3 separate regions of the Mus musculus genome follow, and regions 1 and 3 are each linked to region 2. A link is a loop called in an ENCODE intact Hi-C map of the cell type or tissue named here. Cell type or tissue: left cerebral cortex. All regions are shown on one strand. Each heading gives the region's core, and the rest is flanking DNA. Links, peaks and the distances in the headings are about the cores only.

Evidence for each region. A loop is a pair of places that touch in the nucleus more often than their neighbours do. Peaks named below come from ENCODE experiments on the same cell type or tissue, not always from the same donor. Only the 100,000 strongest peaks of a DNase experiment are listed, where the experiment ranks them.
Region 1: it touches region 2 in a loop (2.8-fold over the local background); 11 of 42 quality-filtered maps call a loop at or near these places.
Region 3: it touches region 2 in a loop (4-fold over the local background); 3 of 42 quality-filtered maps call a loop at or near these places.

What each region holds. Positions count from the first base shown.
Region 1 is chr11:36,983,757-36,994,994 of GRCm38, forward strand. Gm51890 (a long non-coding RNA gene) reads left to right here and starts at 5,367. Exons shown (of 3, transcript XR_003949665.1): 1 at 5,367-5,422; 2 at 6,360-6,499. It also overlaps a transcript of Tenm2 not described here. In left cerebral cortex, for the core only: a CTCF peak has its summit at 5,579 (motif pointing right); DNase peaks (open chromatin) are centred at 2,326 and 5,618.
Region 2 is chr11:37,180,652-37,191,889 of GRCm38, forward strand. It overlaps a transcript of Tenm2 not described here. Among named protein-coding and RNA genes, the nearest start is that of Gm51890, 200 kb to the left of the region's middle. In left cerebral cortex, for the core only: a CTCF peak has its summit at 5,670 (motif pointing left); DNase peaks (open chromatin) are centred at 5,678 and 6,134.
Region 3 is chr11:36,686,008-36,697,245 of GRCm38, forward strand. All of the region lies in intron 2 of Tenm2 (teneurin transmembrane protein 2), which reads right to left. Among named protein-coding and RNA genes, the nearest start is that of Gm51889, 5.9 kb to the right of the region's middle. In left cerebral cortex, for the core only: CTCF peaks have their summits at 6,809 (motif pointing right) and 8,958; DNase peaks (open chromatin) are centred at 5,030, 6,842 and 9,049; H3K4me3 peaks cover 501 bases; H3K27ac peaks cover 1,714 bases.

The DNA of each region.
Region 1 (11,238 bases), core at 1,297-9,296, 200 kb before region 2:
GGGTGTGGCAGCAGTCCCAAAATGGCGCCCGGGTCTGCAGCTAAGTCTTATGGCTTGCACCTGACTTCCTCACACACCTGAAAATAAGCCACGGCCATCATGAGAGCTGCACAGGTGCACCAGGATACTGGCGAATCCATTTTGGCGGGAGTCATGCCCTTGCTGCCCTGATTAGCTGAAGCTGCGTGCCTGGTGAGGTGACTTGGCCTGCTGTGAGTGGATGGGAATTGAGAGTATATAAGAGAGGCCCAGGTGTTAGGGGAGTTAGATGAGGAAAAAGATGAAGCAAGAGAGATGAAGACTGAAGTTTGCTGAATAAATTGTTGTTAGAAGGACTGGTGGTCGTGTTGTTCTTGCTGGTCGAGAGCGGACGCGACAGGGGATATGGGAAATTCTCTACTCCTCTAAAGCCACACAAGTTAAGTATCACGTTGCCAAAAATATCAGCCTTGATCCTTCAACAAGTGTAGTCCCTCTGTCAATGTTTTCATAGCATGAATACCCTAGCTCAAAGGACTCCTGCAGTTATTTATTAAATGTCTATTTTCTTACAGGACTTCAACATCTATCTAGATAAAAATAGCTCCTATCATAATCATTTCAGAATCCCTCAAAGCTTGGCCAGAACCTGAGATCTGGTAGGTGTGTAGATATCCTTCTTGGATATAAGGAAGGAATGGAGGACAAGAAGAATAGAGAGAATAAGAGAGTATAAAGGGGTGGGAAGAGAGGTGATATGGTACAAGGTAGGACTGCGGCATCATTCACAAGTGCTGCCCGCTGCTACTGTGATCTACTACTCCCTGGCTTATTTGAGTGTAGTCTTTGCATACATAATTTTTAAATCCAAGCCTCATAGGACAGGAACTTCATACTATGTATTTCACATTTTGTTGGCTCCTTTCTGGCATTTACTTCTAACAACGCTTCAGTTCTAAATGTGACCTGAAAATATGGTTGAAAGGGCTATATAATTTATGGTTACTCTGATAAATTTTGAAAACACTTCCGTGTGCTTTATATTATATGCATCCACAAGAAGGGGCTGGGTTTTGATAGCATCATCCAGTGAAAGACTGGCAAGGAACTACAAGCTTCCCACACCTACATCTGATTACAGAGACCCTTATGGTGTCTGGCTTGCTCTAATGACTTAATTCACAGATCATCACAATTTGGAGAGGAAGGAATACTGACACAGTTTTTGATTTGTGTTTTTTTTTTCTTATTATCAAGCATTTATCATCAACACAAAATTAAAAAAAAATCAGTCTTTTCAAGTTAATGGTTTGCTCAAGAAACATGAAGTGTTTTGTGATGCATGTTAGATTTCTGAAGTCCTTCCTTCCAAACACATAATTTATCCTTTCTTTCACAGTTTTCATCCACATATACACTTAGTTAAACTTGTCAAGGGTAGAGGTCTTCGTGGTCCTCGTCCCCACACTATGTACACAGCATCTATTTGTATGTACTGATATTCATGGAGATGTGTGGAAGCAGCAGCCATGGTTTACGCCTCCTTTCTGCAGATAGGTTAAGTTCTTTTAGCCTATATTTCAGGTGCCTCCAGCATGGGTGGTATCCATGGATAGCCCTCTTGTCAGGACTCTCCCAAGATATTATGAATCGGAGAACTCAGGTACAATGCTACCCGCCGGTGTTTTCTAGAACCCTCTGGGCACTCTGTTGCACAGTGAAGTTTTAAAAGCACTGGGTTTAGAGGAAGCTGTAACTGGTGGAAGCAGACATGGGAGGGGCCGAAAGCAAGGAAAGGAGTGGGAAATGATATAATTATATTTTAATGACAAAACTGCTACATCCAAACAAATAATGCTCTTAGATGATCTCTTGCCCAGAGTATGCTATTATCAAGGAAATTAAAAGTAAATTATCTCAGGTGTGGAAACTTGAAATGATAGCATGGTAGAGAAGCACATTTAGAATTCATAATCAGATTTTAGCATGTATATATGTATATGTTTCTCTGTGTGTGTGTGTTCATAAAAGTCTCTCTCTCTCTCTCTCTCTCTCTCTCTCTCTCTCTCTCACTCTGTGTGTGTGTGTGTGTGTGGTGTGCATATGTGAATTTGTGTGCACACACATATATGTAAATATGATTTAAAAAGAATAATACAATTCTTTTTTGATCTCTCACAGCAAAAAAAATAAAATCACCAAATTTTATTGTAAAGAGGAAAATAAGTCACTATTTTAAAATCTACAACATTTCTCGAGTGAAATTCCAAGTTGTCTTTCAGTTTTTGTTTACAGTATTTTTAGATCTCCCTCTGCATGCCATGTTTTCTTCTCGACACACTGCCAACTTTTGTATCTGTCATCTGGTTTCGAAAATGAGGTTTCTCATCATTTTTAAAGCATTTTGTCTTTTCAGTTGTCACACTAATGCTTGGTACATCTGGAAGCGCCTCAGATGGGATGGATTTAGAACGTTCATTTAAAACCAAATTAAATAATTACCAATATTTAATTTCAGGTTCCTTCAGAATCCATTAAAGGGTCTACAGCCTTTCTTCCACACCATCCCTCAAATTAAATTTTATATTAAAAGGCTAGATGCTAGAATTTCTCAGGCTCCCCCCCCCCTTTCAAATTTAAACTCAAAAGGGCAGAAAAGAATGATAGGAAATGAAGTGATTCATCTCAGGGTTTGGTCCTGGTAACTAGAAGGAAATCTGAGAATAACAGGCCGAGGGAGAATATGCTGCCCCTGGGTTGGGCAGGGAACATCCTCTAGTTTTGTTAAGTGATCACACATGGCCGAGGAGGTGTTTCTACTTCATGCAATTGCCACTTCCATTTTTATTTTCCTTTGACACAGATGTGCTCTGGATTTCTTGGAATTTTGGTCGTCATTTAATACAATTCACTTGACACCTTTACAACGTGGATATCATTTCTCTAACCGTTTGGGAATGAGTTCTCCCATAGTAAAATGACACCAGGGTATCAGAAAATTATTAGTGGGTTCTGTGGAAGTACCAGGCTGTGACACATACTGGGTGTGTTAAAAATAAGCTTGAACCAGGGAGTCAGTGGGTAGGTAAGGCTTCAGTCCCATCTCTTGCATGCTGACCTTGACAATTCCTTAAACTCTGCCTAAGACTGAACACATATTTATCTCACACGTTATTTGAACTTTCCCATCTACTAACAGGGAATAGACAATTATCTCTCTGTTGGGTTATTGTTTGAGAGGAACAGGTAAGAGAGTGTCTGTGAGAGGTTGAGGAGAGCTCCTAAAATGTATTATCAAATGGTTATCGATGATATTTTAATAACTGCCTCATCTGGATATTCTGCCTTATTCAGAAATATTTCAGTTGGGGCAAGTATCTTGGTATTCACTGATTTTTCTATAAACTTGTCACAATGAATGATGGGAGAGGACAGATAAGGAGATGCAAGGTAGAGGGTTTTCTTGAGGATGTGAAATCTTGCATTTCTTGCATTTGTCTGTTCATAACCAAACGAGTCTTCTACTTCATCTGTCTTTCTATGTTCCACACCAATACAAAGATCTCCAGCATTTATACACAAGCAAACAGATGAATCTCTAGTGCTCATGCATGTGTGGATAACAAGCAGGTCACTGCTTATCTGCCTTATTTACTGGAAAAAGAATGCTTAGCCACACATGGTAAAGAAGGCTTGCTTCAAAACAAAGAGCTATAAGTCACAATTATGTACCAAATGAACTTGGCCCTTATAGTTTAAAATCTTCTATTATAAAAACAGAAGTCTTTGGATGAATAGTTATCGTCACGATACAATAATCAAATGGCATAAAACTTACAATGTACAAGGAAAGTGTAAAGTGTATGAAATTTATATCATTTTTATATTATATGTAATCTTTGTTTTATATATATGTATATATATGTATATATATATATATATATATATATATATATATATATATATATGGTGAATTACTTCACAAAAATGGTGCCTGATTATTGTAAAGAATATTTGTATCATGGATATATTCAGTTATAGTACATATATGATAACAGATATATACACATATTTTTCTATCTTTCTTCTATCTTTACTATGAGCTTTGCAGGTGAGAGTGGAACAGATGGAGAACAATATGATTGAGTGGAGACCTGGGCACTCAAACAAGATAAAATGCTAGCTGTCCTACCCCCCTCCACTGAATAGGTGACTTCTTCTGTGTCTTGAACTGATTAAGAAAAAGAGTCGACAGCTGCAGGTTATTAACTGGCAAAGCCTGTCCTTGCTGCTCTCCTGCTCTAGAATGTCCTTCTCTAGAACGGAACAGCACAGGAGCTCAATCCTTATATCATCTGCCACTGGGTTCTCCTTGTCCTGGGAGGAGGGCTACCAATCACCTTGGCAACAATGGGGAATAGAATTAAACAAGAAAGGTCCCTTCCCCAAGATAAAGGGACTGGGTAGCACTCTCTGGGTCTATCTGCGACTAAGGACCCATGCTTTGGTGTAAGGAAGGGTGTCTGAAAGGGTGATGACATCAGGAACTGGCTATTTAAATCTTTATTGCCTGGTTTTCTCTGGTTTTGTTTGTTTGTTTGTTTTGCTTTCTTTTTTTTTCAGATTCTGGTTTGAAAGAGAGTGTGGCTAGCTCTCAGTTTGTTACAGGTCATTCATACGAACCAAGTTATGAATTCTCAACACATTGAGACTATTTCCTATGTCATTAACTATTCTTTTGTCTAAAAAGCCACTTTCAGCAATTGTTTGGCATATCTATTTTGAGACCTCTTACAGATATAAAACCATGTATCTATTACCAGGTAGGTAGGTTTGTGAAAAATAATTGAATTGCTGTAAATGATATAAACACATACAGTAGTTATTGCATACCATTCTGGAACAATACACATGAGCCTGTGAATTGTATTATTTTTATTTTATATAATTTCTTTTAAGAAACAGTGTGCCAGTTATCACACATGAAGTTTGCATCAATTGACACTTCTCCTCAAAGCAAATGTAAACACCTGTTTCCCTGTGCCCTTGCTGGAATTAAGGAAGAGAATTAAAATCATATGTCACATTTCCCTTCCTGTGATTTTCCATGCTGTGGGCGCTGGGAGAGAGCCACCCTGCATCCTTTGTTAGGGAAGCATTTTTTTTTTTTGCACTGCCGTTTGCCCAAGTGTGAAATGCCTTATTTCCTTAAGTCAAGTTACCTAATCTCTTGACATTCCAAATATTAGCGTTTTAAAATCTGTTTTGAAATTAAGACAAGAGCAAACATCATTGCTAATGTACATTTGAAAGAGGAGGGGGAAAGAAACCATGGAAACCAGCAGAGGAATTAAAATGGCAACTAAGAATTAGATGCCAGAATAGAACCAGCAATGGGCCATATGAGGATTATAATTGGAAGCGATTTGACAGGAATTATAAGGTATCCTTTTGCATTCTTCTTCTCTCCTCCCTCTCTCTGGTCATACTTTCAAGAAGGTTTTGATAAATCTTACTTCTATTATTACATTTTTTTTGTTCCTTGTAAAAACTCCTTATAAATATCACAGGCTGCCACAACCACACACAAACACAGCTCATTTTAGGCCACAGGATGGCACTCTGTGTGCATACAAGTGATCAAGTACTATGCTCCCCCTGGAAAAAAGAGAGAGAGAGAAAGATTCTGTGTCCCTTGGGAAGCCGTGAGAGACAGTGCTCACAGGCTTCAGTATAAGCCCAGCAACTCTCTGCTGGACAAGGTTAGAGCAGCTAGTATTTTCTCTTTGCAAACTATTTGGGTCTTCTCAATCACACTGCCTAAGGCTGAAGAATCAATCCCGGGACTACTGCCCCCTGGTCTCCCTCCTCACCATCACAAAGGAGACTCTTACTAGAGACTCAGAATACTCTCAATGCTTCATAGGAAGTGTCATTAAAATGTGGGCATTTAAGTGTGGGTCATGTGGCAAGGATATATTTATTTCCATGTCACTGATAGTTCTAAATTTCCTGCATGGACATTTTTAAAACCTATAATTACTATTCCAGACTGTGGAATGTGGTTAGTATGTGTTCCGTGGGACGGAGGGTGCGTGGGTCAGAGGGAAGGAAACACTGCTTTTTCCTTAGTTAAGCAACTGAGTTTTCATTGTTGTTCTGCAGCAATCATGATTTACTATTAAAATGTGATGTAAAATAAAAAAAATCCTCTTGCTTTGGATGTTAGCACCTCTGGCAGAATCATCCTAAACTGAAACAGTCCAGGCATCCAACAGATTTTCTCAGGAGGATGAACACTTAACCCAAACTTTAGTAAACTGTAAACAAAAGTCCAACAAGATCTGGATTAATGTCACAACCATGATTTTCACTGGCAGGGTGAGGAAGCAATCCTAGGCTAAATCGTGGAAGAAGGAGATGAAGGGAGACAAAATCCCACACAAACTCTCACCAAAGAATAACCAGAAGATAATTCTGCATCAAACGTCTGATAGAATAAGCAGCCTTGAAGACCAAGGTAAGGCTTTGGGTCATGGCCCAGATATAGTGTGAAAGCCTTGACCTGGGGTTCTGTGTGATTGAGTGGGGGATAGTCAATCTCCTATCAGTACAAAGAGGTTGGATGGAAACATTAGGAAAGAAAGACGGTGTGTGAACCAGTTGTGGCAGCCAAGTAATGTAACAAGGCCTGAGACAAGGGTGAGAGGGAAGGAAATGGAGACAAATCTGGAGGTTAGAGAGATACCCAGTAAAAGATGGACTGTACCGGACAAGGTGACGAAGTGAAACTAGTCAAACGCTTCTCAGTCCTGAGGTCTGATACAACTGGGCTGAGCCCAACCTGCACAGCGGTCAGCTCCGAAGGCTTTTTTGTTGAGAGCCTTCCAAGGGTGCACTTTCTTTTCTCCTGCCACATATCCCGCCACTGTACTTCATTACTTTATTATTCCACTAGAACCATCCGTGGCTCCACTGCCACACAATTTCAAAGGCAAAACCCTGGGGCAAAGCAATCAATCAGACAAGGGGTTCCTCTTCTGCATGCAGATTGACAGTGGCACGAATTATCCATCATGACAGGGGGCATAGGTCCCTGCTTATGAGGCACAACGTCAAATAGCCCAGAAATCAGTAGTATTTCGTCATTACTGTTCTATTCGAATAGGAAGCTTCCCCAAGACACTCCTTCTTTGAACTGCATAGTTCTCAGGGGCTGGTGCTATTGAGGGACAGTTCAAACACTTAGGTTTCTGGTTGTCTAAATGGAGGAAATATAGAAGGGCAGGTCCCTGGGTCCATTATCCTTGGCCTCTTCCTGATGATTGACTGTTTCCTGTCCACTCCCAATGGTGTCCCTCAGCCACATACTTCTGCTAACAAGGTATCTTACCCCAGGGCATGGGGCCAAGGGAAACATTGACTGTGCCTGTTCACGGAAGCTGTGAGCAAAATAAATCCTCCCTCTCTCTCTTTAAGTTGGCCTCTGAGGTATTTTGGTCCATGGCACACACTGAATGTAGTAACTAACTGTATATCCCAGAACGGATGGAGAACATCTTCATATGCCCCTCTTGACTTTCATTGGACCATCTTGCCTCATTCATTTTAAGACTCCTTAAAAGGCTGTGTTCAGGAGACTTCTTCCCAAAGCTAAAGCCCTGTGCCTCGGCTTCCCTTTTATTCCTTGCTTTAAGTACATTAAGACAAAAATGCCCCCACTTGCGATAAATATCATCAAATATTTCCAATAGGTTGGATCTTAGTGCTAATCCTTCCAGACGATATATCACACATGTGGAGCCTTGTATTGTCTACTTGATCTTCCCATCTCCTCCCACACCCACAAACATTGTATCCTCTTCATTTATGGTTGAAAGGGTTGATGGGAACTTAGCACGTATCAGATGCTTCTCTATGGCTGAGGCATACATGGTACAACTTAAAAACCCAGATAATCAGCACAAGAAATGATCTCTCTTCTCATGGAGTTCTGGAGGAGCAAGTGAACATTCTAGCTTTTCAATCTCAAAGTAAACACAGAAGGAAACAAAAACATCAGTTTGAACCCATGTCTATGACAATACAGTTTCTGCGGTGATTAAATGCTGCTCATAGAAACACTTTCAGAAGTATCTGCACATTGAATGTCTCCACCTTTTCATTTTTGCAGTCATTTCTGTATCCACTTCAATCTTCTGTTGTTACCACTTTACTAGACTCGGATCAGCTCAGGTTTCCAAAGACAGGCAGATACCCATTAGTCCTGGATTCCTCCCACCCCTTGGCATCTACAAACAGTATAAACTCTTCTTGAAGCACTCTATCTTGTGTTGCACCACAGTCTTGTTTGTAGGCTTTCAGTTCCTCAAGGATGCTGTGGGTGGGTAGTAGTGGTACTGCTTCTATGGAGCTGCTTCACTACCCCATGCCTCACTGCCTCCTTCTACTTTTAGGGTTTATTTAGGGTTTAGACAGTATCACTCCCTCTAAGAGAATTTTCCTGTCCACTGAGTCAGCGGGCTCTCTCTCTCTCTCTCTCTCTCTCTCTCTCTCTCTCTCTCTCTCTCTCTCTCTCTCCCCTCCCCTGCCCTCCCCTCCCCTCCCCTCTCCTCTCTGCTTCCAGAGCATGCCTCACATTCTTCTATTTGCATGTAAATATTTGTTTAGTGTTTTAAGGAGTAAATGTTGCCCTTATAACCCCTTGTTTTTTTAGTTTATCTGCCTAGTATGCTAGCTATACATTTATATGCACAGTACTTGAGAAGCAGCTGAACAGATGAATGAGGTGTTTTGACTGGTGTTAAACTAGGATCAAAAGTAACTTCTTGGCTTATAGTTCATGTAAAACGTCAAGAGGATGTCAGCAAAGCTCACAGTACAGAAAAGACTGTGGCAATAGACATACTGTAAGAGGCAAGAAGGTGATGGATTTGGGGACAAGTTCATGTCCACTGAACATTTAAGGGCAGGATAAAGGAGCATGGAGGAGATCTTGGTCCTCATCCCTCCATCCATTCTGCCCTTTCCCCTACGTGAAAGCCACAAACTCAGAGACCTCTACCTAAGTGACAAGTTCTTTACGACACCCCCATGATTCTACTCAGAAATTTGACTGTGACCCCTCCCCATTCTAAATCAAATGGTATGAACCATTCCAACAATAGGTAATAGCTTGATCCATGGGCTTGGCATCCAAATCAAGACAAAAAAAACATGCATCAATTGATTTAGGAAAAAAACAATCATTCTAAGAACAAAGACAAAGGAAGAAATACACACTCTTTTTTGAGGAACAGGAAGGATACATGTAGTTCTGATAGCTACCATTGGTAACTCCACGTATTGACTAATGAGATACAATCATGTGTGGATAGAGAAGCTAATGGAGAGGAAGAAGTTCTCCCCAAGGATATGATGATCCACCTGTTCTTCCTGTTATGAGGCAATAAATCTATCAATAGAATACTTAGAACTATGTTGTCTGTTTTCTTTCCTCTCTTTTACAAGGAAGAGTTCTTCCTTGATACTCAAGAGCAAAGGGGTTTTGAGGAACAAGAAGAAGCAAAGAAACAAGAAACAACAGGAAAACTCATTGACAGAAATGGGATGCCTTATTCAGCTTTCCATCAACATAACAAAATACCTGATGTCATTAGCTTATAAAAGGAAAAAGATTAATTTTGTCTCTCTTTTAGAGGCTCCAGGTCTCTGGGAGGTTATAGATTTTAATGCTGGGAATTAAATGACAGAGCAATCTACTAACAGCATGATGTAGACAGCTGAGAGACAAGGAGGGGCTGCATCTTACAAGCCCTTCAAGGAAGTGCTTTCTAATACACGTAGGAATACTCAGAATGCTTGCTCCCAAGCGAACTCTTCATAGCAGTAGCTGCAGGAATGAACTAAAAATTTGAAGTGGTAAATGTAGTAAGTTTCTCCCAGGACCTATATAAAGTCTTATAGGCTTGTTCACATTAAAAAATACCACTCTTTTTATAAGCTAAATATACAAATACTACGAATTACACCATATTTCATATTAATATCTCTTCAGGTTTGTCTGACCACACTTCTGAGTCACTATTTTTCTATCAAAGCCATCAGTGTCTGTACTTTTCCATACTTGATATATTCATGAGCTAAATAGGTAGAGATGCATCATTTTGAAAAACAGTGTCTTACAACTGTCCTTGTGACCATCCCACTTATGTTATTACCCAATAAGTAAAAAAACAAAAACAAAAACAAAAACAAAAAAACAAAAACCAAAAACCTACGTTTTGCATTGGTCACGCAGAGCCAACAATTCACATGGCTTGACTGCAGTTGTGGCTGTGTTCACACACACACGTACACAAGGGCAGATCCAACGCAAAGATCTGGTCAGCAATAAGTGAATGCTGACATCGATTGTTCTACAGATGTTAAAATGGAAAATTATGTGATGGAATATGGATATCTCAGATGAAAAGCCCTTATTCATTCATTTATTCACTCCTTCAATCATTATTAATTATACTCATTGAGCATCTACCAGGTGGCAGGCACTCAGATAACGGTCAGGAAGTAATGAAGTGGGTGGGCAGGATCTTCCAATCATAGATGTCTAGACTGAGGATCTGTTAAAAAAACAAACAAGCAAACTGCATACTGTTACAGAATTTGTGGACTGATAGGAAACAGATCCTCTAGTTTCTCAGAAGATATTTGTTGATCAAGAAAACTCCAGGCATTGCAAAAGGAACCATTGCCATTCTGCCAAGCTGCCATCTGCCCTTAACAGGAAAAACAGTAAATGGAGAGGCTTTAGGGAATAAATACAGGCATTAATTTTGGGTAATATTTACTTACAGCAGAGGGAGAACAAAGCAGATAGTGTTTGGAGATGAAGATATTACTGTGTCTGGGTGAGCTAAACACAGACATAGATACATGCTGAGTGGGAGAAGCAGTGTATCAGGGAACCAATGGTATTGCAAAGACCAGAAGATAAGAGGCCAGCTTGGTTCATCTTCACTGCCCTTTGACAGGGGTAGATTTACCTATCAGATGCCTTTATAACTGCCATGACCATTCCAATTCTAGATGTTGTGTCTTTAGATCAAGGCTCTTGATCTTAGAGTGTATTCCTTGGTTTAGTCCTTTTACCACCTCATATGCAAATCATCTTTTCCCAAAATCTAGCTCTCTATAGATCATGAAAATATCAAATTTAATCCAAATACAGGTTGTTTTTTTAAGAAATGGGTAAACAGA
Region 2 (11,238 bases), core at 2,061-10,060:
GCTATCTGGCAAAGCTTACCAATTTCTAAAGCAAAGCAAGTGAGAAACAGTAAAGAGAATGTAGCGTGTAGACCCTGATCCCCACGTGCCTGCTGCACTTCCTGTCCTTCCAGCTGTATCTGTGTAATTATTAGAGCACCTCTTCACACTTGCCTTCTCCCTGGGGCCTTGGCTTGTTCTTCCTTCAGTCTAGCACACTCTTCTTCTCCCAGATTTGTCACATCAAAAGTTCTCTCCTCAAAGTGCCTACAAGCGTCATACCTGAAGTTGGTCTTCCTACAGAATTGGTGTCTCATATTGTGTATTGTTGTTACAGGTTTTACCATTATTAGTACCCGAAACCATCTCACTAGTGACTTATTGTTTGTTCACTGCTAAATTTCTGTCTTTTTTATCCTTAGATGTAAGATCTATGGCAGTAGGATTGTTTTCTCCCACACTACTATTTTCTATGCTTTAATACTAGCTCTTGTCAATTGCCCATTAAGTAAATATGTGTATATTTATATGTGATATCTATGTGATGCATATGTAATATATGTAGTATCTGCAATATATTCGTGTAATAGATGTAATAGTTAAATTATGTATGTATGTATATTGCCATAAGGAGATTATAAGCACACTATAGAAGAACAGAGACACAATATAGAAAATATTGTCATTGTCAGTGGATAGAACTAATGAATCAAAAACTGAGACTCAATTTTTTAAAATAAGTAGTTGCACTACCTTAAGTTCTTCAGAGTTGTTAAGCTCACCAATTCTGTAATTATATATTTGGTCATATTAGGCCCCGATAATGAAATTCTAAGGATCACTTTGGCGGAAGCTTCAAACCAATGTGTATATTTACTCATAAAAATTCATATGAAGTTAACTACCGTGCGGTTCCTTCCTGCTTTCTTTTTTTCTCCAATAGAGTGAAATTAATGTGTGCAATCTAATGAGATATGCTGCAATTAGAGAACGACTATGCATAGTGATATCTCTGCTTGTATATGTTTCAAATGAAATAGAGTCTGTGCTGACATTTCAGGAATCGAAAGAATGAAAAGCAAAATTAAATTGCTATTAGATTTCAAATTGCAGCAGGGTACCTGAATACAAAGTCAGTCTGTGAGAAGATGATTTTTAATGGACCTCCACCCATATTAAAATAATTTGATATATATGTAGGTTTAATGTATATTCATGAGGGCATATAGATTAGCTTACAAACCAAGAAATATGAAAACCCTGTCACTTATAACATGAAACGCACCAAAAGTTGTAATGTATCTATACTGCTGGACCTGTCTACCATTTGATGAGGGATACTTAAAGAAAGTATTAATCCTGACTGCAGCTAAGGGTTCCTGGGAGCCAAGTTTATAATAAGTGAAACAGAGTCCAGTTACCCCAGGACTTATAGATTCAAAAGGTCTCAGCATTGCTATATACAGAAGTACTTGGAAGGAAATAAAAATAACAAAACCAAACCACTTTTGAAAGTTTTACATACATCTATTTCTTTCTTAGCTAAGTGTTTTCCATTTTGTTTTTTGTTTTTTCCCAACTGGATGAAGAATGAATAGTACAATCCCGGACATTAATGTAAAGGCATTAGTTATATCTAAATCTAGCCTCTCTTGTGTGGCATTGGACAATAAACCCAGGGTTTTGTATATACTCGGCAAACACCGTCGCTGAGCCACATCCTCAGGCTGCTTTTTACCTTTCGATTTAGACAGGGTCTCACTAAGTTTCTCCATGCTTACCTTTTGCATTCTGCAACTCAGGCTGGCCATGAAATTGTGATAGTCCTTTCTCAATGTCCCCATTAACTCAGGCCTCTGATCTGGGCTGTCTTAGCTATAACATCTATAAGTTAAGAGAACCTATGAAAAGATGAAGCCATTTTGGCTTCTGCATTCTCAAGCTGTGACAGTCAAAAGCCATTGGCAGTTAGCTGGGGCAGGCATCTTGAGTAGTCTGTGAAGAAGAAACCACATGGAGATACTTTATATACTGCTTCCGTTGCACTGAGATAGTTGATGACGAGTTTGATGTTCCTGGTTATCTCTCCTTCCTGCATCTCCTACAGTTTATCAAGCACCAACTACTCTATCCAAATATGATATAAGAACCTGTATTAAACCTCAAGTTTTACAGAGGCAAATAATTATTTCTATTATTATTTTAAGAATTTAAAAAAGCAAACCCACTTATAGTAAGCAACAGTTAAATATTTCTATGCAGACTATCCATGGGACATGATTTACACCAAAGCCTTTAATTTGATTTCTTTGTATACTTTTTTTAAAAAATTGCAAAAAATAAAAAATAAAAATATAAATCCCACTTCATGATGTAAGACTCTTACATATGGGATGAAAATCTAACCCATGGGTAGATTTTTTTCTTGCATGTTCAAGGTCTTGAGTTCAAACCCCAGAATCATCACAAAATAAAAGACTCTTAGGTTGTGATAGCAGTTGCCGATTCTGCCAAATGTGACCACCAAACCCCTTTCCTACGAAAAGAACACCAAGTCACAACCACTGAATAGTAGGTGAGGAGTTGCAGTGTGTGGACTTTTACTTACTAAAGACAAAGGCTTCCTCTAATGAGTATCAGCATTGCAGAAGAAAATGTAGCTAAATTACTCCTGTTTGCATGCTTGCCTCATTTCAACTGAGGCCATTACGAAAGCTCCACGGCCCTCTCTTTTTACAATTAGGAACAAAACGCCTGTAATATATTTTCATATGAAAGACAAGAAGAAAATGTACAAAATCAGTGTAAAATAAACCTAAACTGATTAGCCGTCTTTCAGTTTTTAAACTGCACCTTCAACAAAAATAAGTAGCGAGTGAAATTGCCAACAAGCTGTTGAAAGGCCACTCATCAGTGCTAAAGACCACAATCAGCTTGTCATAATTAACTTCGTATCTAAGGAAGACAAACATAAGCAACAGTTCAATGCCCAAGCCTATAGCTTGAAAGATGGAGTTCAAATGGTTAGAAATTGAACTTGGGCCAAACTACTTTATCCTGCTCACCTTGTTCCATAAATCAAGCGGAAAAAAAATAACTGTACATCAGCAGTGTTGTATATTAGCTCAGTTTTATTGGACTGAATTTCATTATTTCATAAAGTGAATTTCTCCACAAAATAGCATGAATACAAAGATATGAATTATATATGTGCTTCATCACAATATACTCTTGCCTCTAACTTTAGTGCTGTTCCTGCAGATATTAGTCTCTCTCTCTCTCTCTCTCTCTCTCTCTCTCTCTCTGTCTCTCACACACACACACACACACACACACACACACACACACACACACACACACACACATACACAGATATACATACACGTGCACACGTGCACATACACATTAATGCACATATGCATGCACATATGCATCACACATACACACACATTCACACAAGCCCACTTGAATGCATACACACTCAAATGCGCTCACATATACACATACTCATACACACATACGTGCACACATATGCACACACACACAGACACACATTACTACACACTTTCCTTTTGTGCTAACACTTCTGTGTCTTGTCTTCCACACTGTGGACACTGTTCCAAAAAGCCCCTGTGCTTTCTGTGTTTATTATTTCTACCTTGCTGATGGTTTCCTGTTACACTGCTTCCATGAACTCACTTGATGTTGATTCTAGTATTCACACCTCAAGGTTTGTGCTGGGAAAAAAGTCCTTTAGATAAACATTTTTTTTTCCTGTGGGATCCCTGTATTCCACTATAAAGCAACTTGATGAAAAAAAATGGATAAAGCTGACAAAGACAACAGTGAAAAATTCCTTGGGCTGAATTAGAAAGAAAATGCATAAATGGCTCTGCGATGCCCCCATGATTTCTACAATTATGAAATACTGAAAGAAGAGAAAGAGTATAGTAATCATAGTTTCAATTCAGTTGGAGCTTGCTGCCCCCAGGTGAAGGCAGGTAAGGGGGAGAGAGGGAAAGGAATCCAATTCAACTTTTCATTGCTTGATTCATAAGCATATATACCAGAACAGTTCTCTTGGCCAGGTATTTATTAAAATCCTCACCCTGTCTGCTTATAAACAATTTGAGAAGTCAGACACTATAATATGCATAGCACTGTTCAAGCAGTGACCTTCTCAGCTGACTTTATTATGAGCTATGAAAAGCACTAGCTAATAAAACACAAGGGTGTTTAGTTTATTTCAATGATTTTACTTTCTAGGGGTTTCAGTCCCTTCATAAAGTCCTCCCACCAATGACCCTAACTCTTTTATGACTACCGCTGACAATACAAAACCCCAAAGCAAAGGCTCTAGGAACATGGGTCCCAATAAAGCTTGAGGGACAGCATTCCACCAAAATTCTAAGGGCAGGATTCCAGTTGCACCACTCGGCATCTCTACTGTGGTTTATTTGTTGTTCAATAATATACATGCAATTTCTTGCTGGTTTTACCCTTGAGTATGCATTCTACAAAAGCTCATAAAGTTCTTAAAATTAGCTATACCTGTAATCTTATAATATTCCCCAGACCGTGAGTAAAATTGTACTTATTCACTTAAAATTAATATCCTTTTCTTGGTTCTCTGTGGAATTCTGACAAAACATTGAATTTAATGCTCACATACCTGGGTGTTTTAATCCAGCAATCATGGCTATCTATCTTCTAACTATGGCAAAGCAAGATTAGACAATGCCCTGCTGTTCACAGCCTGATCCTGTGAAATGGACCTTCTTGGGGGTCATTTCAGTTCTAAGTAGCCCCGAAGACTCCAAAGCATTTTTTTTTTTTACAAGACTCACAATAGGCAACAGGATAAAATGAGGCAGGCTGAAGAAGGGTCTCTGATCTGAGAAACTCATTCATTTTGTTCTTGCTGTAACTTTAATTACATCTCTCTGTAAATATATTTCACAACTGAGGCAGAGACTCAAGCATGTAGACATCTGCACATTTATTAATTCAAGGAGGACATGGAAGTCATGGCTCAAGATTGATGTCTATCAAAATTCTGAACTTTTAAAATCTGTACTCTTGAACATCTGTCATAGCTTTGGTGGAAATCAAAGCTTCCCCAAATTAGTCATTGAACTGACAAAACAAATATCCTCGGGTATCTCAAATGGATGATATTTATGAGGCAGATATCTGGGATTCTGGGGATAATTACTACTGTGGGAGGCACCTTTCAGAAGATCTTACCCTTTTTCTGGGGCGGAGCTTTTCCATATTTAAACAGCAGTTTTAGTGGGTACGGGGACACCTCTCTAGAGAAGAGATCCCGAAGGCCTGGATGACTTTGAAAGGCTACATGTCCCTGGGTCCCATTGAAGTTTACAAAGTTAAGACTTGCTGGAGTGATGGCATGCAGGTTTCTGCATGGTAGACAACCCTAGAGCAGCGTCTGAAGCAAAGGTAGTAGACAGCCAGAAACAAGACTAGACGACCAGAGATTATGATCATCAGCTCTAACATCTTACTCCACCCCAGAGGATACTGCAGGTAGTGGTCCTCTAAGCAAGAGGAAAGAGAAGGTAAACGATGGGGAAGAAAGGTGTTTAGCAGGCATCAGCAATCATTCACACATTAAGATGGAATCTCTGGCTTTCTGTAGCGCTCCTTCCCTGTTCTTCTCAGGACTCTCCTGCCCCCTGCTGATAGAACCCAGCATTTCTTGTTTCTCCTTTAGGTTTTTGTTACTATAGAGACAGAAGCCAGGAGAGAGGCAAAGATGTAAACAAGGATCTGGCTCTAGAATGTGGGGGAAAGAGAAATGTCAGGAAGATGAAACAAACAAATGGGAGGGAAGAGGAAAAGAGTGAGTCCGTAGAGGACAGAGCCCCACAGTTCTTGGCATCAGGATCTGGGCAAGTAATAGAAAAATAAAGCTGGATACCTAGAAAACACAGAGGACATGGTGGAAGTAACAGGAGAGAGTGTGTGAGCTAGTCAGGGGCTAACCCATTGCAGGTAAATGAGAGGAAAATGCAGGAATGACATTGGCTTCTCTTCTATCGTTTTCCATTTACAAGTCTTCACCATCTAGGGGTGTAAACTAATTAATATGGTTTCGTAGACGCCAAAGAAAACCAAGCTGGCTTCTAGCTTGCACTGATTCACCAATCAGAGGTGTGAGCTTTTGAGACGGCGATGAGTAGGAAGAAATGGGTCGTGTAGAAAACGGCAGTCAGTCATGTGATCCTGGAATGTGGCGTTAGAAAATCATCATCTATACAGGATGTTCAGTGATTCTCTGGGAGATGTAAAATTTCACTGCTTTGATTTTGAGAAGCTATTGACTGTCTTTCTCAAAATGTAGAACAGGTAACTCACCTAGGTGGCTGCTTCTACCTCAGGACACTAAAGACAGAAAGGGATGAGAGGTTTTAGTACCTTAATAAGGTTCAGCCAGGTCCCTGAATCGCACCTGCCGTACATTGATCTTAGGCAGAAGCTTAAGCAAACCAAATTAAAATAAAGATTGTTGATTGGATATTGGAGAGGTGTTTGTGAAGATAATAAACCTGGGGTGCTGACTGTATGAAGGTTGTGAGAACAAGCAAAAGCCCTGGCCACAGGATCTCAGACAAACATTCTGCAATGGTGGCCATCTCCATTGGCAGTAATAACTTTGTCATGAAGATGGAAATACTACTGTGACTTTAGAGATGTACAGACTGGGTCTTAGCAGAAAAAGTGACTTGCCAGCTATCAGAAGGTCAGTAAAGAAGGGCTTTAGAGTTGTTGTTCACTTCTTTGGACTCCAGGACTGAATGTGGATCTGAAGTGAGTGGGTAGACATTTGATAGTAGAGATAGGGAGCTACCTGCCCCATATCTGCTCTGCCAGAATGGTTCAGATAAACTAAAATATTAATGTGACCATGTGGAGTCATCAGAGGGCAAAAGGGAACATTTAAATTCAGAGGTTGTTCCCTATTACCTTCTATGAGAAAAACACATGAGGTATGACTAATATTTAAGGCCAAGGGTTTAAGTGACTAGATAGTATACTTGAGAGGAAGGTAATATTTTAACTCTATTTCTCATACTAGAATTTACCACATCACAGTGGGGTGGGAGTTACTCAATCAAAGCTCATGATACCACAAATGCCCAGAGCATATATGACAAACAATAAAAGAGAATTTGCTGTCTGAGGTAGAATAGACAATACTGAAATATAATTCAGCTTAATTAAAGTGAGGGTCTGTAATTTTCATTCTTTACTGTTAAGAAGTTTAAGAATTGTTTTTCAAATCTCCAGCGATAACACCAGAAGATGTATAAACAAGAATACAGATTCAAAACTGATAAACGTGAAAGGGTTTTACTGGGTATTTTCATAAAAGCATTCTCATGTAGTAAGTTACAAAATTTAGATCTAGAAGGAAGCAGAGTGCACTCCCCAACTGCATGGTGGCATTAGTGATAAAGTTTGGTCTGGTGGATAGAGATGCACCTGAGCATGCCAGGATGCGTGTATGTGTGTATGTAAGGAGAGGTGGGGGAAGAAAGTGTATTCATTCATATATATATATATATATGTATATGTATATGTATATGTATATGTATATATATATATATATATATATATACACACACACACACATACACATATATGTGTGTCACACATATATATGAATGCAACACAAAGGTTGTATTACTCAGCATTCAAGAGAATAATGGTAACTTATGATCAAGGAAAATGGGGACGATGTATAAAATAAAATACCTAACTTCATGTGCAAACTTTTATATTTTCTGCCTATATCACACAATAACAATACTTGCTTGCATGGTTTTTGATGTTTATTGTATTCCTTTACATTCACAAGTTCTTTAAATCAACTATAATATCATAGTGAATTTGTACTATGCTCAAGGCAAAGTGTCAGCAAATATAAATTGGCTTATTTTTATCCTGAAGCTCAATCTTTTAAAATAAAAATAATAGAAATAATAAGAATAGATATATATGAAAACAGATATAATAGACATATATGAATAATATATATATTTATGTATATATATATATGACAAACAAATTCTTTCAGTCTTTGTACATATAACATTTGGCAAATCTATTATATTGATTTCTTATACACTTATAAGAAAAATTCTAGTGCTTTCCTATACTTTCTTTATCAAAAGAAGTTTAGAAAGGAAAAGGAAGTATTAATCAGAGATATGAAAATCAAATATACCCTTTTGTGTGGTTCAGTTAAACATAAACCATGCTAGTGAAGTCATAGGTAAATCAATACAAAGAGTACTGTAGGGAGAAATCTCACAATATCTACTACAATGTCAATGAACAATGCCTTTTCATAAGCAGAGACTCAATAACTCCAATATTAGGAGTTGACTTCAACCAAACAGTGTACAGAGTTCCCTAACAAGACATGAATGAGGAAGCTAGCTTTAATGTCTCATAAAAAAATAGAACTATATATGACATATTGACAAAATATAGTATATTTATTCTATGGAATTTTAATGCCAGCATGAAGATTGTATTACTTGGTATTCAAGAAAATACTGCTAACCTATGGCCAAGAAAGAAAAGTGAAGATGATAAAATAGAAATACATATATGTAAATTTGTATGCTTAGAACTAACAGTAGCAATACTTGCCTGCAAGATTTTGTCATCAAATCAACTATAATATTATAATTAATTTGTACTATACTCAGGATAAAATGTCAGCAAGTATAACTTCGTTTGTTTATTTTTTCCTGAAGATTGTTTTCTAATTTTATATTATATATACTCATATATATATATATATATATATATATATATATATATATATATAAGTAATTTCATGATATATGTAAGATATGTATATATACATACACACACACACACACATATATATATATATATATATATATATATATATATATATATTTCCCAAGTAACCTTTATATGGAACATTGATAGTGCAAATAGAGTTGTCTTTGTAGTTTTAATATAATTTTACATAAGAATAAGTATAGTGTATACACATGTCCAGAGCTTCAGTGTACGACAGGGTACTTGAGTTCAGATAGACCTGTCCTGGCTGTCTCGTTAAGTGACCTGGGTTGAGCCTGAGAACATTCCCTAGACCCTTTTTCCTAAAGCTTTAAATGAGAAGTTTAAGCTTCTTGACCTCCAAAGGCATTATCACTTTATAAAAGAAAAATGAAAAAAAATGCTGAAAATTGGAAATGTAAAATAATTCCTTACAGAGAATAAAATCATACTTCAAAGTTTCTCAACAGGTAATGCGAATCACGAAGTCCTGTCGTTACTATAGAAATGAACAACATATTCAACTCTTCTGAACTCTTAACAAAAAAAACAGTTGATACGTGACAATTTCTTTTATACTCAATCCTCTCTTTAAAATGTTGACTGGTCTATTAGAAGAATAACAATGGCCTCTGCTCCCAGAAGCTCATTCATTGTCTACATTACTACTAGTCTACCAAAAATGAATAAATAAATGAATAAATAAATGAATAAATAAATAAATAGCCTGTTTGTCAGTTCAGGCTAGGAAACCTTAGGTTCTTTGAACACAGATTAGGGATTTAAAGTCTAGATTTAATGATAAAATGGAACAGAATTTATATACTCCTTGGCCTACTTTGGTTAGAGAAGCTGTGCCAACAGAATGAAGCTGTTAGTGCCAGGTGATAAAAAGTAACAGCTGATGAACAAGAGACAGTTACAAAGTGGAAAGGACTTGGATACCAGGTAGCACAGCAGTGCTGAGAGGAACAGGGTCGCTCCCTGTCCTATCCTGATATGGAAAGGAGATCTGTTCTACAATGTTCCTTTTATGTTCCCTTAGAAGAAACTACCGATCTAAGTGCTGGGCCCATGTCCTTATTCTCAAATGCTAGCAACTGAGTGTTGAACCTGTACACACAGAACTGCATTGGCACAATAGAACAGGATTATGGACTGGGTTGTTCGAGTGGCCCAACCAGCAACTGGCAAAGAAATATATATGCAATATATATTATTCATATCATATTATATGTCATATTCATATATATCATATATGTGTGTGTATGTATGTAATGTATGTATGTATGTATGTTACTGTCAACAAGCCAACCATCTTAAATGTATTCAGGCAGGACATGTTGTTTGTTGAGTGACAAGAGAAGAGCGACATGATAAAATTTAGACAGATGATCATACGCAAGAGATACAAACAGGGATGTTTTTGTCATTCTCATTTCATTTTTTAATATAGAGATTAGACTAGATGGGCTGCTTAGTTCAGAGAGAAGAGGAGGGTTGTAGGGTTGGGAAAAGATCTAACTAACCAAAAGCCAAAATGTCTACTCTATAGCAGGTATCATGCCAGATACTTGCTCAATTTCTTCATATTTAATTCTAATGCTAATTTTGTAGCAACACCATGCTTATTTGAATGATATGGAACACAGACTGCTAGACACAAACCACTCTACAAGTATAAAGAACTCGATATTAAAATTTTATTTTTCCCTCTAAGCGTTCCTACATATCCTTTCTTGCTCCCTTTCAAAACCAAGGTCTTCTCTTTTCTGTTTTTTTATTAGTATTGTTATATGCAATACTATGCTACATAAATACATATACATTTCTAATATGAGCTGCTCAGTCTATAAAATGTTAACTGTATGCATGGTTTCAGGGCTGACCATTTGGCATTTGATAACCAATTGGGAAAGATGAGATCTCCCACTCTCAGCCTCCTTTAGTTGCCTGAGATTTAGGCCATGTGGGTATTTATCATGTCATAGACATGGCATGTCTATTGTCATTGTCCTTGTTTAGTTCCTAGTTAGGCAGCCATGTGGCTGACAGAGTCTCATGGTAATCCCCTTGGCCCTTCCAAGTTTTTCTTTCTTTCTTTCTTTCTTTCTTTCTTTCTTTCTTTCTTTCTTTCTTTCTTTCTTTCTTTCTTTTTTTTTTATTCTACGGTGTTCTTGTTGGTAACCAACAGCTCTCTAATTAGACTAATACCCACCGAGCAAGAGGGAAACCATACCTGATACTAGAAACCTTGCCAACTACTCATGGCTAGTAAAGTCGTGGATCTTAGAAAAGAATATACAAGTATTTATTGAACCAAATTTATCTCTAACACAGCTCTAAATATTTGCCCTTATATCCACAAATAATTGTATTTCTAACCCCTCACCAGGAAATATGGCAATAGTAATG
Region 3 (11,238 bases), core at 2,254-10,253, 490 kb before region 2:
GAATATCATGTACCACTGAGAGGCAGTATAGTGCAATAAAAAGTTATCATATTTCAATCCCCGATCAGCCAAAATCTGAATGTACGACACTGTCCAATTTTTAAAAACCTATCTCAACCTCTCTATCCAATAAATGGGACCACTATTTGCCAGTTTGTGATGTGGTTAATAAAATACACCAGGATGCTTACAAAGGCGGACCTCTTAAGCCTCTCTTTGTACAGCTAAGAGTCTACATGTACAAAAAAAAAAAAAAAAAAAAAAACCCTCAGAAACTATATTCGAGATGCCAAGTGTTCTGAAGACGGCAAGCATCAACTGCTAGAGTGATGTAATAAGCCAGCCAGTGGTCCTGGGCTGGCTGAGAGAATTACCACGGCTTGCCTGTCTCTGCTGTGAGGACCATAGCATGAGCTTTGAAGGTGCTCAGTAAATATTAGCCGATGATGGCATTGCCGGGTGCTATGTACAGTCACAGCACTAAGTGAATTACTAAGTTGACAATGGTCAGAAAACTCATGGAATAATTACTGGCAATAAAAGAAACCTAGCCCTGACCACATTTACTTTGCCATAATCTCATCTCATACATGATAAGAACGCCACCCCTCTCTGGAAGTACAATAGCCCTGTCCTCCCTCAAGACTTGGGAGAATAAAAATAAGGTCAGGCTGCAGGGAAAAAATGGAATTTGCATACTTCTTAACACTTTCCTTGTCACCACTCCGGAGCAGCTCGGCCTCCTTTCTTTTCTGGATTACTCCAAAGCTTTCCAAATGTCTTCCATTGTCAACTTTTGGCTCCTCGTGGCTGATTTGCTATGACTCAGATGTATCCGACCCTTTCATATCTGTATGCTTGTATGGTTCTTTCTTACACTAGCTGCATGACTGGTCTGGAAAAAAGAACTTTTGGAGAATGGGGACTAAGGCATGCAAAGGTACTGTAAACTCTCCTACACTGGGGCTTGCACTGTTGAAATGGGACAGCTGCCGTGAAAGAAAAACTTTTCCTTGCCTCCTAGAAGACAGAAAGACAGTACCAGCCGCTTCATGGAATTCATTCCTCATGTGACCCACCAGCAGGATAGAACTGTAAGTAAAGGCAAAAACCAGAAAAAGATATATCTAGGGAAAACATCAACATCTGAGACTCAGAACCATGCCTCAATGCTTTTCCCAACCCTGCAGTTTGTTATCTAGGGGTGATAACTGATGTAAGCCCCCTAGTGATTAGTTGCAATCTAGCAGCAGTGTATCTTTTTCTAATGAGAACCAGATCCTCTCACTCCTCTGCTGGAGATAGCCAGCAATTCCTTCTGTCCTGAGTCTTTTGAATATTTCAAAGACATGTTCTGATAACCCCTTGTAATACCAGCTCTCGTGCCTCCTCATCTCTCCTTTTCTCTCTTCTACTCGACTCCACAAGTCTCTAGGGACTTCCCTGAATGTGGGTCACCCTTGCAGACTCCTAATGTGCTCCTCACAATGTCATTTTCACAGTGAGACTAAACGAATCAGCCAGTTAAAAACTTCGTGGTGCCTCCCCCATGTCACAGCTCCGTATATTCCCTCCCATATACTTGATATGTCTAAGCCATTGTATAGTAAACTAATTTTAGTCTACGTCGGACTGTTATCACAGTGCAAACTCTAAGTTTCCTGTTGGACACTCATGCCTAGAACCTTGTCAAGTATGCATGGAAGATTTGCCAGGTATTTGGCAAATCCCAATGTAAGCTCTTTAAGGTTAAGATGCCCAGAGGTACACATTGGGGGGGGGGGATTAATTAAACGATAGGGTAGAGAGTATATAGATTCTTGAAGGGTAGCCAGCTAGTGTGACTTACAGAGATACGGAAGTAACCTTGAAGACAAGAAGACAGAAGGTCAAGATGATTCTTTAGGGTGTAGTTATTAGTAGGTGGAGCAGGTAGTAAGAAGAACCCCATTAAAAAACAAAGCAAAACAGGAGTCTGGCATTAGAGCAGCCTTGTGGGAAAGGCTGGGGGTTAACCTAAGGGATGTGAAACTAAAGGTGTTTCCAAAGAGTAAGCTGAATCTTTTTCAGAACAGAAAGCTTGTGTGGTGTTTGTACCCCACCTCCAAGCAATGCCCCTAATAATATAAAAGAAATGTGTCCAAGGCATTTCCTTCTCATGTTGTTCAGGGCCAACATTATATACCAAGCCCTACTTACAGCCTTATGGCAAGGCCACAGTTCTTTGACATTTATGCTCAACATATGTGAAAATCACAAGGTTCTTCATTTTTTAAAAATGTGGGCTCCTGATGGATTTGTCTGACCATTTACCTAGTGAAGCACCAAATGCAGGCTTCTACTTGAACACTTTACTTTGTATGCTTTTCATGGGAGAGAGCCATCTAGCATACACAAAGTTCAGCCTGACTGGGCAGTCTTCAACATTCAACATAGGTGTGCACTCAAGAATTTCTCTTAGGGCAGGACAGATCAGACCCCTGGATGGCTTAAGTTTACCCCACAGCCTCAATCTTGGTGCAAATGTCTTTAGAAGTTATGTGTCTAATTTCTTTCTGACACACAGCAATTATATATTATCCAGGGCAATATTTGTATTGTTTATAGCAACCATGCCAATTGCTAGGAGGGAAAATGCCTTTTAGGTCAATTAGAGTCTTCTGTGTGTGGAATAAAGGATGCTAGTTTCTTAGAGCTCTTAATATACAGCTCTCAATGTTCAATTTACCTAAAAATGAAAATTGCCAAGGAGCAAAGATTGTGGGAGATGTATGGCTGGACGTCGCTGCAGCCTGGCACATAGGCTGATGGATGGAGCCCTCAGAATTACTGGGAGTTCTTGCTAACTCACTATCATGGCTCACTGTTTCAGAGAGTGACAAGAGCCAGCCTTGTCCAACAACATGTCTCTGCCCCCTTCCCAGCATCTCAGCTGCTTCACTTAGTCATTGTGGCCTCTTGTAAAACCCAGATACCACTGGGAACAGCCTAGCCAAACGATGAAGCTAAAACATGGTGCTAGCACTCAGATGTGGGCAATGGTTCTAATGCGTACATTTTAGCGTTTGATCCCACTTAACATACAATACTTACTTCCGGATTTGTGGTGGGGAAATGTCATTTAACAAACAAAAACAAACAAACAAAAAAAAAAACCAAAAAAACTTTTAGCTTAATTACTAAAGATGTAAATGTAGTCTCACTTGTGGAATAAAGTTTCTCTTAACAATGAGGTGTAAATTGGTGTGTGCCTACTCTGTTCACAGTAGGAATAGAACCTAACACTCGCCTCCTCGCCCTTGGTTTTGCAATAGTACCTGGGAAATGAATGTGTCCTTGGAAGTTCCTGCAGCATTTCTGATTTGTTAAAGGAGGGGGAAAAAAAGAAAGCTAGGCTAGTTCATGCTGTATCCCTCTACCTCTGCAAGGACATTTGTTTTGCATTTCTAGCATCTGTATTGAACTACGGACTGAGGCTACACAGTTTAACCCCAGTTCCCAGGTATTAGAAGTTCATCGCTCTCCAGATTTTCTTCTGTCCGTCTTTTGTGACTTCCTCCATATCCTCAGATGGAGTGAAATTAACAGGGGAAGCAGTCTGTTATTTGTACAATGACCTTGGGCCCCTGGGGGAATTGAAGGCGCTATTCTTTCCACTTCTGATGTTTTACATTTCAAAGAGCCTAGCTCTCTTTGATATTAAAGAATGAAATGTGCAATGTAATTGTTATTGTTTTATGACCTTTAATAGGTTAATCAGGCTGCATCAGGTTCTCCACTGTGTGACTCGGTGCCCGAGAAATGATTTGCCTCACAGTTGATGGATTCTGACAAGGGGGCTCAACATTAATATTTGAGGGAATGACCGTACACTGGTGTCTAAATCCTGAAGAAAACACGATTACTCTGCTTAAGTCCTCTATGAGTAATAGAGAACCTGTCAGCTTTTAGTGGTATTGACGTTTTGGGCAAGATCATACTTGGTTGCTATATGCAGGGGTATCTCATACATCCTGGGACATTTAACAACATAATGGTTCTCTGTCCATTAGATGTCAAGTCTAGTCCCTTTCCCACTGTACCTCATTCCGATGAATGACAATGTAGCTTGTCTACACAATGCCATGCCTCAGGAAAGAAAATCTACCCCAATTGAGGAACATGGACCTAATTAAAAAAAAATGGAGTGAGGGTAGGTGGGGCTAGACTATACTCCTTTAGGGTATACTATGCCTAGAATCAACTATCTTAAATGATATTTAATATAATAGTAGCCAATATTTATCAAGAACTCACCCTAAACCAATTAGCACTATGCTGACAGCTTTCAATGTTGGATCTCATTTGATCCTCTTAACAAACCCATGTGAGAGTAATTATGTATTGCAACTTACATGTAAAGAAACTGAGGTGGACGGGATGTAAATAATTTATTCAAGAACACTCAGCTAGAAAAGTAGAAGCGCACAAACGCTTCCATGTTTGCTTTAGTCCCCATCTTTGAGGTTATAATCTGAGTATGAAAGTAAAGAATTGATTGCTTACCTCTGTGGTCAGGACTTATTACCTACATGCTAAACAGGTCCAGGCAAATACACAAAAACCCACCTTCTCTCATGATACATGGAGAGGGTGATACATGTCCTCACGTAATATATGCGAAACAAAAAGTATAATATAGACGTAAATAACTGACACTGGAAAGTTCATATTTGGAATCTCTTAGGCCATCGCATCTCAGCTTTAATGGGACTAGAAATCACCAGGGTCTTATTAGAGTGCAGGTTCTCCTCCCGGCTGAGTGGGCTGCATGAAACCTGGACTTCTTACTTTCGAACCAGGCCCTGGACAAGGGTGTTGCTGGTCAAAAGACCTCACTCTGAGCACGTAGCTTTTAGTGCTGTGGGAAATGTCGCTTCATGCTTTTCAAAAGTGAGGTTCCACAGAGCGTATATGGAATGCCAAGAAAGCAGCAACGCAGAGCAGAGGGGGGAGGAGGAGGAGGAGGTGGGGATTGCCTTGGCTGTAAGAGCCACACTTGTCTCTCAGCCCTTCCCTTGGAACATCTATGCCGTGCCCACTCAAATCCACTGCCCACATACACAGCTAAACATCTGCTATTTTAAAGGACAAATATTAATTTGAAGCACAAAACACCTACCCACCAAACATAACTGGTTTCTGCAAACACATTTTTTTTTAATGTCCAATTTTGTACTTTTGGAAAACAATGCTTCTTTATCTTCAACATATCATGCTACATAAAAAAATTCCATTCTTTTTCATCCCCACCCTTCACGCCCATTGTGACTTGAAAATAAGTATTGTGCTACATCTAGCAAAGAGTCAGTATAACAGGGGTAAAAAATACATATGGTAAGCCAAAAGCAAGAGCACTTTTAATCCAGCGAATGTCACAATTAAAATGACAGTTGTGAGGACTGCAAACCATGTTACCATTAATTTAGCGGTGTTTAAAAAGACAGAAATGGAGTCCTGTAATAAACATTCACAAAGAAATGGTTTGGGAACTGATCTCTACTAATGGTTGTGGCCACTTTGCCCAGACCACAGTGACCGCTGCAGATCACAAATTGTTTTGTGACATCTGGGTTTGACCATAGGTCGTAATGAAGGGGAGGCATTTGGAGTCACTTGGCTTTCTGAATACATTCAGCTAACTCTCTACACACATGGCAAGGGGATACAGCGGGAAAGAGTTGCTGTGATGTTGAGATGGACCATAGTTAATGGAAAGGCTGAGAGGTTGAGAAGTGGAACCAACCAATTACTGCTAATATTTTCTACTTAGATATAAAGTAGGAGGTCTAAAACAGGGAAGCGGTGTGTGTGTGTATGTGCATGCGTGTCTGAGGGTCCTAGCATCTCTGCCGCTGAAACTGCACGCAGTTCTGCAGATGAATGTGAGCTATGCTATGATGTGAACATCTGCTCTGTACCAGGCCTTAGGTTATGCTGATCAACACTTTGTTTTCAAATCTATGTGAAGTAAAATATTTCCCATTCGTGAATGACTGACATCACATCTTTATTTGGTATTATGAAGACCAACCTCCTCCTGACTACCTTGATATTTATTTCTATTACTTGATTATATTTACTTGATATGTAATATTTTCTTTAATCTCACACTTATCTCTTGGCTTCCTCTGAAACAACAAGTACCTGTGAAATTATAAGGGCCGAGCAAACCAATGGTTATAATATTTAAATAAACTTACGTGATTACTGGACGATAATGCCATAATTTTGGCCTTAAGGTTTGGGAGAGACTCCTATCAGCCAGCCAATGCTAGCTGTCCACTTCCCCCAGGACTCCACCAATGCAAAGGGTAAGAGTTGGCAGAGGTTTGGTCTTCTAGCACTGGCTACCACTATATTTTGGACAACATCTGTTCTAACATGCCAGAATACAATCATCACTGTCCTGCTTGCACAGACCATAAAGATGTGATGTCAGTCATTGACGAATGGGAAATATTTTACTTCACATAGATTTGAAAACAAAGTGCTCTGCCTTGAGACTTTGGAGAATCTTGTATGTTGTTAACGGAAGAAGAAACTGAGTTCTTTTGCCACAAATGCTTGGCAGAGTGGCGGTCAACACTACATCTGCAGGGTGAAATACTATGGTTTCTTTAGGCTTCAGATTGTCCTAGAAAATAAGCACAATGTACATAAATCTTAGATTAAGTAGGGACTTTTCAACACCAACTCTATTGCCATCCTGTGGGTGACCATCCTGTGCATTGTGTGGTGCATTCATTTGAGCAGCCTCACCCTCTATCCACTAGATGCCAGTAGCTACCCCAAGTCGTGACGACCAAAAATGCCACTAGAGATTGCATAATGTTCTCCAATGAGCTGACTCACTCTCTGTTTAGTATAACTGGGATAAAGGAACTAAAGTCTGCAAGGTACTCAGGCTAGCCTATGCCATAGTTTCAGAGCCCCGTGGTATCCATTGCATTTATTAAGGAATTCATGTATGTTAGATAGCTACTTAAGAACTTGAAGTCTACTATATCATTGAACACTCACATGATCGTGAGAGTTAGAGCCCACTAAGACTCCCATTTTACAGATGATTAAAAATAAATATCTGAAGAAAAACAACCTTTTTGAGGATCCACCATTACCTTAAGCAGAGTTAGACCTCTATGGAATGCCACGGTTCTAGAGCTCCTGCCCCCAGGCTTTCTGTATCCTCACAACTGCAGAGGGGGGTGTCTCCTCAGAAATTAGGAATGAGGAGGAGAAAAGGGAAAAAAATAGGCTAGGATTTTTTTTTTTTTTTTGCATTGAAGATTGTGTCTCAAATAAAGAGACCAACAAAGAAATAAATAAGGTAGCTAACAAGTACAGGTTGTCTACAATTAGCATTGCATTTTTCAGTGGTTTGTACATACACCTAAACACACATGCACATATACACAAGTGTGTGCAGAAACACAGGTACCCACATATGGACACACTTGTACACGTAATAATGTATGTAGAGACGATAACTTTCCCAGAACGGGTAAAGGTATAAAACAACAACAAAGTTAACATGCAGGTCATTAACATGCAGGTCATTAACATGCAGGTCATTAACATGCAGGTCATTAACATGCAGGTCAAAATAAAGAGCTGGAGGAAGGGGTGGTGATACATGCCTAAGCACGTAGGAAATCAAGGCGCTAAAAAGGGAGTATTATTTTAGTTTAAGAGCTCAAGGCCCTCCTAGGAAATATAGCAAGTTCCTCATTTATGAAACAAAATGACCAAATAAACAAACAAGAAAAGAAAATATGTTTTTAGGTCTAGTCCTTAGCTAGCACTGTAACGAGGTCAGGGGATTTCACTATCTCACAAAGATGCCTGCCTGGTTCACTACTGTAGAAAGTCAATGTAGAAGGTCAAAGATGGCTGCTGATATGGCTGTCTAAAGACGGGATGATGACCAGTACAGACTGGTGTGTGTGTGTGTGTGTGTGTGTGTGTGTGTGTGTGTGTGTGTGTGTGATAGACAGAGAGATGGAGACAGAGAGAAAGAGTGACACAGGAACACAGAGAAAGAGACAGACAGACAGAAAGACAGAGAGACATGGAGACAGACAGACTCCTGCTGTCCACACCTGTGTTGAGCCTTTCGTGTTGTATCAGGAAGTCTTCTTATTGCAGTGTCCTAGGCATCCAGTGTGACTTGCTACTGGCATATACTAGCTCCCACTTAAGGCTCTGAAAAGCTTAGACAACTACAGAGCCCACTGACCTTGACCACAAGCTAGACATTGACCTTTCTGGCTGTTTTTCCCTTTCCCAGTAGAAACAAGACAAAACAAAACAAAACAAAACAAAAAACAGTCTGTGGTCTTTGCTGTTCTGGTAAACAAGGTATAGGTTTCTACAAGCACACATATTTTGTCCTCCTTGACAAACAAAAACACACGAGAATTAAGTCAATACAACCAGAATAAACAAATACAAACACAAGATTCTGACATAGAATATGTATACTTATGCATATTTCTTTATGCATTTATATAAAAGAGAGACAAATACAGGGTATGAATAACAATTCAGAAAGGTGCCGGTCAACCTTCCTCCAATGTCCCAGAATCTAGGCTAAAGATATCTTACCAAGTTTGTCATTGTCAAATACAGAAAAATGAGAGCTTTTCTACATTTGACTGAAAGTCTTTGCATTTCTACCAGTCTGAAACAGAAACTTGCAATTAAATCAATTAAGCAATGAAAATCAGATATTCCATTAAAATCTAATTTTCCTCATATTTGATTGGTCGTAACTCAACCAAGCTGGAAACAGATGAGAGAGGCCAAAGAATTCCAAGTTGCAGACACGGAGAAAAGGAAACCATTCAACATTTTCACAGCAAACGGAATCGCAGCATTTTCTTTTGCTTCTGCTCCTGTGCATTTAGCCATTAGGGGTTCCCCAAACATCGGCTTTCAGAACTACTGCTGAAGACTGGGAGGAGAGGATCAAGGTTTCCTGTTCCCCTGTCTTCCTTTTGCAGGCATGTCCTTGAGGTTGCTTTTGCTCCTTAAGGAATTTAATAGGCTAGCCCAAACTCCACTTCAGACAATACCGTGTGTCTGGTGCACTCCAGCACGTCTGAAATTCCCTTGCTAAGATCGACAGTCAGACTGGCACTGGCTATGTTTGCTGATTCAAAGAGTTACAGAGACCACATGTGTTCAGGAGGCATTTCTGCTTTCTAGGAGCAGAATGGAAGACTTTGCTCTTGGGGGTCAGGGGAAAAAGCATGCCAACCGACTGGATTATTCTTTCCCGGTCTGGTTTTTGCAGGTTGCATGAGCTGGCTTTTTCTACACCAGCAATCACCCTGTGGACGGAAGTCAGAGTTTTTGAATATGAAACAGAAAATGACTCCACACGTTGCTGGAACAGAAAGATTAAAAAAGAGAAGACAATAGCTTACATGAAAGGTGCTTGTCCACCATTTGACGGGCATCGGGATGCTCAACAGACTTTCAATCAGGGAAAATATAATGGGATGTAAGTATGTAAAGGATGGCTGCAAGTGGACAGGAAGAAAGTGGAGAAATACTTCAGAGACCAGTGTTTCAATTTTTAAACCGAAAGGTGCAGCTGGTCTGTATTTCTCAGATGGCTTTTCAAAATGCATTTGCTGAAACTATTTTTAAGGCCAAACTGTTGGGATCTTCTTGAGAATTGTTGGTTATTGTAGCCAGCACAGAATTAGGCAAAAATACAAAGAGCTATGGATGCAGTGTGTGTGTGTGCCACTGAACGTAATTAACTAACTAATTATATATATAGTCTGTGCACATGTATGCACGTTTATATGCATGTGGGCTTGCACATATACCTGTGTGTATATGTATGCATGTAACTGTGAGCACATGTTTGCATATGCCTATCTGTGCTTGTGTATATCCATGGCTATATTCTCAGGAAAGGGGGCAATATGTGTTTCAGTTGGTACCACTACTCCCCAGAGATGTAGGGTTTTGATCCTGAATATTAAAAAAAAAAAGTCATTTGTCAGAACTTGTTTTGCTTTGCCACATACACCCCCCCCACCCCCCCAGCATCTGTCTTCTATAGGCAGTTGGAACAGGTTGGAAGAGAAAGAGGAGGAGGAGGAGGAGGAGGAGGAGGAGGAGGAGGAGGAGGAGGAGGAGGAGGAGGAGAACAAGATAGAGGTTCTTTAGAAAGCAAACAACTTCTATTAAATCCTGCCACCCTTTTAGCCCAATTCATGTTTTTGTGAATATCAGTGGTAGTCAGGAATAAAGACTCTAGAGCCAGATTGCTTGGATCTGAATCCCAGCCCCTTTATTTAGAAGTTCAAACACTTTGAAAATGACTCCAATTTACTACCGCCCATTTCTTATAACATGCAAATGAAACACAAAGTGTACCCAGTCCATATAATACACATCTCAAGTCTCTAAGAGCTGTCCGTATTTAAGATCTCTTTCTCCAGGTCTAAGCATCCATCACACCTCTGCATGCACCCATCGATGCTATTGTCATCCCCATAGTAGTACCTGGGACACTGCCACCCTCCATACTTGTTTAAAGGACTCATTTAAATGATTCAAACCTCATCGTAAGGCCACAGAACTTGAGCAGCTGGTCAAGTAACCGTCAGAAAACTGAAGAAAATAATTATTATTCCCCTTTTTAAAAAAGTGTGCTTTCCGCCATCTTTCAGATCTTCCTGATCCACTGGGCTTGGTTATCATCTCTAATATTTGTATATTCAGCTTTTATATCCAGAACTGGCAACCTTTCTTATTGTGAGTTAGCCATGTTTCAAATACGCCCAGAACAATGCCATTTGTATCTCAGAATTGAGATAAATGACTATTCATTATTCATAAAAAAATTGGAGCACGGTACCATGTGTAGAAATGAGCAACGGATACAGCCTTGTGGTATTGCTGCACAAAGAGTTAAATTATTCCAAGGGAAACCATGTGTCCCATTGAATGACCCCTTGGAGCTGCTTCCCATGAGAATTGAGCCTTGTATGGGGACCTCCTCTCCACATGCCACCCCGATGTCAGGTCTGAAGAGAACCCTGACACTCTGACAGGAGATCGCCATTTGCACTGTGTTTCCTAGTTTCAGGGAGACACTGGGCTCGGTCCAGGCTGCCCTGCCCACCTGGAGCTCCGAGGGCCTTTCTATCACAATACTGCTTTAGAAAAGTCTGT